Linked DNA regions of Homo sapiens: region 2 is linked to region 1. A link is a loop called in an ENCODE intact Hi-C map of the cell type or tissue named here. Cell type or tissue: K562. All regions are shown on one strand.

Region 1 (5,000 bases):
GGGCTTCGTTGCCATATGAGAATTATCCTGTGTTTTCCCAGAAAGCCAAAATACATGAGTAAGTACCAGAGTGAAGCTAATTTTGACTCTGCGGTAATTATAGCTAACATTTATTGATACTTGCTATGTGCCAACCCTGTGCTAAACATTCTAGGTAGTTTATTCCCTTAAATTTTAACAATAACCCTATTTAACTAAATATAGTTTATAGATAAGTTAGGAGACTGAGGCTTTAAGAGGTACCGGGATTTTGGAGTTAGGACATTTGGTTTAATTCCCAGCTTTCTCCCCTCCTGGCATTCTGTACTTGAACAATTTATACATTTTCAGGTTTCTGTACTCTCATTTATAAAATAGAGATACAAATTTCTACCCTTCACCATTATTGTGGATATTAGAGAGAATTCATATAAAGCATTTGCCATTCAATAAATAGTTACCATTATTATTCAACCTAATTTGGCACGACCTGTACTGTATGGTCAGGGACGACCATCACAGGCCTGATTGTTATGATTTAGTGGAGGCTGAGTAAGGAAGAAGGAATCTGACTTTTAATTAGGCTTCTGGCTAAAGTGAGTCACGTGTGAGGTTTTACTAGGTTTTCATCATATCCCTAAATGAATAGTAAGGGTCATTTTTGATTGGCGGAACTGATTAAAAAATCAATCTAGTTACTTTGAAAGATGGCCTTATTTTCATCAAGGAGAGGGTATACTTACTATCTGTAACTAGGAGGTTTGTCCTCTCAGAAAAGGAGCCTGTTAGTCTACAGATTTCACACTTTAAAACTGCTCTTTGAGTCAGGAAGTTGTTTAAAAATGCATATTATTTTGGCCACTTTAAGAACAATGGAAATTTAATGTGTCCCTTAGGCTAGATTCTAAAACTCTCATGACTTCTTTAAAATCTTCTGTGCACAGACAGGGGCCAGGACTCCTACTTTCTAGTTGTAAATGAGGAGCTTCCTGATTATCCCAGTGGAAAGAGGTTGCTTAAAGGATAATTGTACAGTTTATACCACTGTATTTATCTTTTAAAATGAATTTTTAATAATAAGCGCAGATACATTAGATAACTTTTCTTGCACACCATATACCTATATAAAATAACAGAAAAATTGCTGGCATTTCTGCCAAGGTTGATGGATTTCATGTACATGTATATGTCATGTAATTATCAAATGAGGGTAATCAGCATATCTATCACCTCAAACATTTATTATTTCTTTGTGGTGAGAACATTCAAAATCCTCTCTTCCAGCTATATAGAAACATTCAAAACATTATTGTTAACTATAGTCATGGTGCAATGGGACACCAGAACTTATTCTATCTAGCTGTAGCTTTGTATCCATTGACCAGTCAATCTCTCCCCATTTCCCCCTTCTTTCTACCTTTCCCAATCTGTGGTATCCACTGTTCTGTTTCTGTAAGATCATTTTTTTGTTAGATTCTACATATGACTGAAATCCTGCAGTATTTGTCTGTGCCTAGCTTATTTCACTTAACATACTGTTTTCCAGGTTCATCCATATTGTTGTGAATGAGAGGATTTTATTCTTTTTTTATGGCTGATTAGTATTCCATTGTGTATATACATATGCTGTTTTCTTTATTCATCTGTTGATGAACAGTTATGCTGATTTTATTTATTGGCTATTGTGAATAGTGGTACAATAAACATGGGAGTGCAGATGTCTCTTCAACATACTGATATCATTTCCTTTAGATATATACCCAGTAGTGAGATTGGTGGATCATATGATATTTCAATTTTTAACTTTTTGAGAAACCTCTATACTGTTTTCCATATTGGTTGTACTAATTTTATTCTCACCGACAATGTGTAAGGGTTCCCTTTTCTCCACATGCTTGCCAACACTTGTTATCTTTTGTCTTTTTGATAATAGCCATTCTAACTAGAGAAAGATCATATCTCATTGTGGTTTTGATTTGCATTTCCCTAATGATTAGTGATGTTGAGCATTTTTTCATATACCAGGTTGGCCATCTGTATGTCTTTTTTTTTTTTTTTTTTGAGAAATATTTATTAAGGTCTTTTGCTCATTTTAAAAGTTGGATTATTATTATTATTTTTCTGCTATTGAGTTTTTTGAGTTCCTTATGTATTCTGGATATTAATTCAAGGGATATATTTCTTTTGAAGAAATTATTTTTCTATAGAGTATTTCTGACTCTTCAGGTAAAAATCAATTGAGAAGTTTTTAAATAAAAGAAAGCAATTTTATTGAGTTTTCAAAAAAGAGATTAAAATGCTCAACTCGCTTGCTTTAAAAAAACCAGATATTAGCTAAAGCTTTATTAACACAAATAAATATATAAATAATTACATTTAATATTCTGGTGAAATAGGAAACAAAAAAGAAAATTGAGTGGAGGAGAAGGAATAGCAAAATGGAGACAGCAGCAGAAGATAGAGAGAGGTGGACGAGAGAAAACCCTCAAGATAAAGAGACCAGGGCACAGAAAGGGAAGAAGAGGCAAAGAGACAAATACATGAGGAAACATGGCAGGCTTGGAGGTGGGTGTGTGCATGACTCAGTAACTGTTGAGCTCTGTCATGAGTAAGCATTTTTGTCTGGGGAACAATCACTATAGCTGGAATAATTAAACTTTATTTCAGGGAGAGGAGGTGCTGAATACCTCCAGACCTGTAATTTAGGGCATGAGTATCCAAGCTAGCACCATTGATGAATTTATGTCATTAAAAAGACAAAAAATAAACTCAGTCCTAAAGCCTGGCCTATACCCCATGGATGGTCCCATTGGAGTTGGAAAGAGTGTTACCTGAACAAAGTGAGGGTTCCACTAGAACGAAAAAAGCAAGCAGTGGACACTGGTGGGCAATTCACAGTGTTCACTACAAATAACTACAATGGGCAGAGGGCTGGGTCTGACACCAGAGGAAAAGAGAAACACGATTTCTTCTATAAGTTTGGAGAGAGAGACAAGTAAATACCTAAGCACAGTAAAATGTCATCAATGTCAAACAGAAGTGCAAACCAAGAGCAGCGCTTTTTTGGGCGGGGGGTGGGGCTTGGAGGGGTAGGGGAGTTAGTTTTCCTGGTTGTCTTGCAGAGTCCTTTTCCGTGACTTATACTCCTTGCTGCTCAGTGACCCTAAGGGAGGAGACCAGTGAGATGACCATGGTGAGGGTATTTAACCTTCCTTGTCTTGGATGCTTCCTCCCTTGGAGGGCTGTCCCGCACAGACACTCCTCTGTTCCTTACTCCTTTCTTCCCCTTTTTATTTTCTCTTTAACTTATTCCCTGTAGGTGTTCTCGGTGCCCTTTTGTTGTCCTGATTCTATCTTGGGATGTTTCATGAATTTCTCTTCCATCCTCTCATGTATATGAATCTCAATCCACATATTCTCTTCATTAATTTTGTTGATTTCTCTGCTTCCATTGTCTGATGGATGCCAGGCTTCTTCTTCCCCTCTGCTCTATTGGCATTGCTGAGCAAAGAGGTGAGGAGGATCCTGTAAATGGGTCAGCGTTGAGGGCAGGAGGGAAATCATAAGGGATTTTTACTTGGTTTGGCAGCTGCTTCCTCCCAGAGCCTGATTATTGATACCTCTTCATCAGATATTTGATATTTTCTTCCACATTTAAACAAGAAATTCATATTTCAATATTGATTATTAATATTTTCATATTAATTAAAATATTTGAAACATTTCTTCCTAATATTTCTCAGGAATGACCTGGCTTTATGATGTTAAGGCAGCATTTACCTGCCTTTCTTCTCTGGCTTATAATATAAAGTACCTGCCCATCAGCTCTTCATGAATGCATCACACCCAAATTACTTTTCTCCAATGCCTAGGCTTAGTGCATGACCAGTGACAGAAGGGTAAGAGTGGGAACTAGAAAGAATGACCTGCTATGTGGTGATATAGGAATTCCTAGGAAGGAGGAAGCATCTGGACTGGCCTTTAAAAAATGAGATATGTAGTTAACAAAAAAGTGTGGGGATGAGGAGTTCTGGGCATGAGGGAACAGTTGCATCTGAAACATGGAGGCATAAAAGTGTGTATTCTGTGCAGGAAAAGTTACCCTTGAAAGACTGAAATGCATTTTTACAAGTTGGTGATTGTATCCTTAAATCTTTTCTTCTTTATCCTGGTATAAAATACTTCCTTGTGAAAATATTTTTAACTAAGTCTAGTAGGGCAGGGATCTCCCAATCTTATTTTTAATTATTGACTTGATTCTGTAGTTACGAGCAACAGATGAAATTGGGTTTAATTACATTAGTTCTTTCAGTTTAAAAATAAAGGCAAGTGATGACACCATGTCATGAATCAGCACCTCAGAGTGGAGATGAGGGTTGCTGGGTGGGCGAACAAAATAATTTTTGCTGGGGAGAATTATGGCTAATAAAGGATATTTGGTTTTAATTATGTATTAATTCTTCATGTGCCAAATTAAAGTTCCAGGCTGAGAAATTAATTTCATATCCTGGTGATTTCCCCAAATATCCATCATTATATGGTAATTCTCTTAAAGCCTGGCAATATAAAACTACAAGTCATCCTAATTCCATGTATTAAAATCTGACTGTTTCCTTGCTATCTTTTATTGCTTCGCATCCTTTTCTCTTGCCTATCTAATATTTTACTGCTAAATGAAAGGAAAGGAACTAATAGATACCTTGCCTTTACATTTCATGGAAAGATCAATTAAAATGCCTGTGGAAAATTTGTTACAACCCTTAGTTAGGTTTGGAGACAGATACAGATCTGTTCCTGTGTCCTGTCTTTTAATGATAATAGAATATTTGAAAGAAATGTATCTAAAAGAAAAGGGGAACTGCCTTAGCTCAGCATAGTTCCTTGGTTCCATGTTTTGTGCCTGCAGCATCTCACTGGGGAAAGAGATGCCAAAAATGATGTGAAGCCTGTGGGTGCTTGTGGTCAATCAAAGACCAGCCAGTATTGCCTTAATGTTTTCTGAGATCTTCAAAGGAACTTTT
Region 2 (5,000 bases), 82 kb before region 1:
CGAGACTTCATCTCAAAAAAATAAAAAAGCTTAAAATCCTGGTAGAAATATGGCCCATATACATAGGAAGATAAACACCTTTCTGGATAGTCTGTGCTAAGCACAAAATGAAATACAGACAATAAAGTGTTTGGGAGTAGTTATGGTATTTTAAAAGGTGGCAGAAAAATCTGGATTGAAACCCGTGAGATGAGGCACACTCCAGTAGACTGTCAGTTCCTCAAAGATCATGGCAATGTCTTAGCAATCTTGGGATAAACACAGTGTCTGCTGCTGTGCAGAGCAGACCCTCGTCTGCGTTGTGAAGCGAATTGGATCCTAGCTGTATTACTTACAACATGGTAGCAAGCCAGCTACCCTATCTGTGCCACAGTTGAGTCATCTTCCTATTCTTGCTGTGTTAGTTGTGAAGTTAACAAGCTAATCTTGTGAAAGTTGGTGGCAGAGTTCTTAGCACCCAACACTGGGTGCCCTCACTATGTGTCTAGTACAAATCTAGGAACTCAGGAAGGGGACATAGGTGTGGGCTGGTTGCAACGGCTTTGTAAAGTCATCCTGTGGGCATTTGGAGAGGAGTACCCTAGGGCTTTTCTTCGGAAGCTGCAATATGGTGTACTCGAGTGTGGTGTCTCTAGTGACAAACTTCTCCATGGGGAGGCTTGTGGTTGCAGTTGCTGACTCAGCTGGTTGTTGGAGGGCCCTGGAGATGTAAGCTGCTGGGATGAACCCAGACTTACACTCAAAACAAGCCACCGTAAGTCAGCTGCCAGTTCTTCACACTTCTCCAGACTGAGCAAAGCATTGCATTGAAAAGTTGGCCCACAAAACATTTCTGGTGAATCCCAACTGGTTCATAATTTGTATATGCGACTGAAACCATGAACATTTCACGTTCTCTTACATTCTGTTCTTGCAGGCTCCTGCGATCTGTTTTGCTTTTTCTCACATTGTTGAAGTTATGACACCCACCTTTTTTTTTTTTTCTTCTGCACGAGATCCTCTTCTCATAGGCATCCATGGGAGTCTGGAGTTACAATTAGTGACAGGAAACAGACTCACAGCATCTTTCACTCTCTTGCCGCTCCTTGGGGTGGCAGCAGGAGGGAGGCATGCTTTCTCTTTGTGGTCTGGAGCCCCCTGGGTGATAATTTTAGACCATGGACCTTAGCCTCCCACCGTTTCATGGTCAAGTTCACTGAGTCTGGAGAAGTCTCTCCTGGTGTATCTGGAATATGAAGTGACCCAAAGGACCTTTATCCTCAAGTTTCTGTTGAAGCACACAACCTCATTTCTACTTTATGCTCGGCAGACTCACTATCTTTTCTGCTTCCTCTGTTGCTTGTGTTACAGATGGAAGATAAGATTGGAGAGGAGGAAGAGTTAGTTTTGAGTCTCTGACAACAGGGCTGCCACTGCCAGATTGCATCAAACCGTTTTAGGTTTTGTCTTCTGGGAAGCACCATTGCATCATAGTCAAACACGAGGGCCAGGAAGCCCAAGAAGTGTGGGTTTCAATTCCATCTCCACTTATCAGCCACACTTTTGTGCCTCAGTTTTCTTATACACAAGATAAGGCTGGTAATCTGGCCAAACTTTCAGGATAAGAATTATAGACATTTAAGAAACCCAGGAAACTGTCCGGCACATAGGAAGCATTGATATTACTGAGTGATAGCACTGAGCCAGTAAAACCTAGACAGAAGTTGGAAGATAGGGCACAGTGTTCTTGTATCTTCTGAGCAGATGGGTAAAGAAATTGGATAAGAATTCAACGTGGTGGCTGTTGAAAGTCATCACTGGGTCTTCTTGGTCCAGCCATTCCCTTTGGTCTCTGTCTTTGGCCTGGACCACCATCTTACCTCCATCATTCTTGAAGGACACACCTGAAGCCTCACCATTGCAGCAGGCTTATCATCAGGAATTAATAAGGTGCAGGGAATTACTGACAACCTCTGAAACACTGCAAAAGGCACTGCCTCATCTCCTTTGGAATCTTGAAATATTAAGAAGGGAAAGGAGGCATTCGAATGACATTTTAAAGAAAATCTATTTTGCATCTGTAGGTTGCAGTCTCCTAGAGGATGGAGATTGGGCCTTGGGGCCCTGGGCTGCCCTATTTGTGGAACGGTTGGAGTGTTTTGTAGGCACACAGCATGATGACGATGGATTAAATTGGACCCCTAACTGTGTCCACATCCTCTTTCATTGTCAATCCTGGATCTAAGTGTGCACTGATTCATTGACCTGACCTCAACCACCAATGATGAATGAGCAGAAGGTTTTTGTTCTCCTGCTTCCATTATAGGCTTAGCATCTCTCAGAGAGCATTGGCTAGGTTGGCAGACTGTGACACAAATCACAATCATGGCATCTTGGTAGGTTCTAGCATCTATTACTTGAAAGAGGGATGAAAATTAAGTAAAATATGTAAATATTGAAACCATAGCCATCTTCCTGAGAGGTGAAAACTTTCGGTGGGTTTCCTGCACACAGGGACTGACCCAAGTATGGAAGCAGTCTAACACAATACTTGTAAGCTGAATCAGACCAGACTGAAATCTTGGACTTCACACACTGCCATTCATTATAGACCAAGTCCCTCTGGTTTGAGTGATAGGCTCTTATCTTAGCCTTTCCACATTTCTTTATTATTATTTTTTTGAGACGGAGTCTTGCTCTGTCGCCCAGGCTGGAGTGCAGTGGCGCGATATCGGCTCACTGCATCCTCCCTCTCCTGGGTTCAAGTGATTCTCCTGCCTCAGCCTCCTGAGTAGTTGGGATTACAGGTGTGCACCAACACACCTGGCTAATTTTTTGTATTTTTAGTAGAGACAGGGTTTTACCACATTGGCCAGGCTGGTCTCGAACTCCTGACCTCAGGTGATTCTCCTGCTTCGGGCTCCCAAAGTGTTGGAATTACAGGTGTGAGCCACTGCGCCTGGCTATTTATTTATTTTATTATTATTTTAAAATTATACTTTAAGTTCTGGGATACATGTGCAGAGTGTGCAGATTTGTTACATAGATATACACATTCCATGGTGGTTTGCTGCACCCATCAACCCGTCATCTTCATTAGGTATTTCTCCTAATGCTATCCCTCCCCTAGCCCCATCCCCTGACAGGCCCCAGTGTGTGATGTTCCCCTCCCTGTGTCTATGTGTTATCACTGTTCAACTCCCACTTATGAGTGGGAACATGCAGTGTTTGGTTTTCTTTTCCTGTGTTAGTTTGCTGAGAATGATGGTTTCCAGCTTCATCCATGCCCCTGCAAAGGACATGAACTCATCCTTTTTTATGGCTGCATAGTATTCCACGGTGTATATGTGCCACATTTTCTTTATCCAGTCTATCATTGATTGGCATTTAGGTTGGTTCCAAGTCTTTGGTATTGTGAATAGTGCTGCAATAAACTATGTGTGCATGTGTCTTTATAGCAGAATGATTTATAATCCTTTGGGTATATACCCAGTAATGGGATTGCTGGGTCAAATGGTATTTCTTCCACAATGGTTGGACTAATTTACACTCCCACCAACAGTGTAAAAGCATTCCTATTTCTCCACATCCTCTCCAGCATCTTTTGTTTGCTCACTTTTTAATGATCGCCATTCTAACTGGCATTAGATGGTATCTCATTGTGGTTTTGATTTGCATTTCTCTAATGACCAGTGATGATGAGCTTTTTTTCATATGTTTGTTGGCCACATAAATGTCTTCTTTTGAGAAGTGTCTGTTCATATCCTTTGCCCACTTTTTGATGGGGTTGTTTTTTTTTTTCTTGTAAATTTGTGTAAGTTCTTTGTAGATTCCGGATATTAGCCCTTTGTCAGATGGATAAATTGCAAAACTTTTCTCCCATTCCGTAGGTTGCCTGTTCACTCTGATGATAGTTTCTTTTGCTGTGCAGAAGCTCTTTAGCTTAACTAGATCCCACTTGTCAATTTTGGCTTTTGTTGCCATTGCTTTTGGTGTTTTAGTGATGAAGTCTTTGCCCATGCCTATGTCCTGAATGGTATTGCCTAGGTTTTCTTCTATGTTGAACCAGCATTGCATCCCAGGGATGAAGCTGTCTTGATCATGGTGGATAAGCTTTTTGATGTGCTGCTGGATTCAGTTTGCCAGTATTTTATTGAGAATTTTCTCATCGATGTGCATCAGGGATATTGGCCTGAAATTTTCTTTTTTTGGTGTGTCTCTGCCAGGTTTTGGTATCAGGATGATGCTGGCCTCATAAAATGAGCTAGGGAGGAGTTGCTCTTTTTCTGTTGTTTAAAATAGTTTCAGAAGGAATGGTATCAGCTCCTCTTTGTACCTCGGGTAGAATTTGGCTCTGAATCTGTCTGGTCCTTGGCTTCTTTTCGTTGGTAGGCTATTAATTGCTGCCTCAATTTCAGAAGTTGTTATTGGTCTATTCAGAGATTCGACTTCTTTCTGGTTTAGTCTTGGGAGGGTGTATGTGTCCAGGAATTTATCCATTTCTTCTAGATTTTCTAGTTTATTTGCATAGAGGTGTTTATAGTATTCTCTGATGGTACTGTGGGTTCAGTGGTTGGTGATATCCCCTTTATCATTTCTTACCGTGTCTATTTGATTCTTCTCTCTTTTCTTCTTTATTAGTCTGGCTAGCAGTCTATCTATTTTGTTAATCTTTTCAAAAAACCAGCTCCTGGATTCATTTATTTTTTGAACAGTTTTTTGTGTTTCTATCTCCTTCAGTTCTGCTCTGATCTTAGTTATTTATTGCCTTCTGCTAGCTCTTGAACTTGTTTGCTCTTGCTTCTCCAGTTCTTTTAATTGAGATGGTAGGGTGTTGATTTTAGATCTTTCCTGCTTTCTTCTGTGGGCATTTAGTGGTGTAAATTTCCCTCTAAACACTGCTTTAGCTGTGTCCCAGAGATTCTGTTATGTTGTGTCTCTGTTCTCATTGGTTTCAAAGAACTTATTTATTTCTGCCTTAATTTCGTTATTTACCCAGTAGCCATTCAGGAGCAGGTTGT

The links. A loop is a pair of places that touch in the nucleus more often than their neighbours do. Peaks named below come from ENCODE experiments on the same cell type or tissue, not always from the same donor. Only the 100,000 strongest peaks of a DNase experiment are listed, where the experiment ranks them.
Region 2: it touches region 1 in a loop (2.7-fold over the local background); 1 of 110 quality-filtered maps calls a loop at or near these places.

What each region holds. Positions count from the first base shown.
Region 1 is chr18:1,047,645-1,052,644 of GRCh38, forward strand. LOC107985165 (a long non-coding RNA gene) reads left to right here. Exons shown (of 3, transcript XR_001753317.1): 2 at 2,376-2,544. Among named protein-coding and RNA genes, the nearest start is that of LINC01904, 120 kb to the left of the region's middle. In K562, no CTCF peak of the experiment used is centred here; a DNase peak (open chromatin) is centred at 2,537.
Region 2 is chr18:965,789-970,788 of GRCh38, forward strand. All of the region lies in intron 1 of LOC107985165 (a long non-coding RNA gene), which reads left to right. Among named protein-coding and RNA genes, the nearest start is that of LINC01904, 40 kb to the left of the region's middle. In K562, no CTCF peak of the experiment used is centred here; a DNase peak (open chromatin) is centred at 2,573.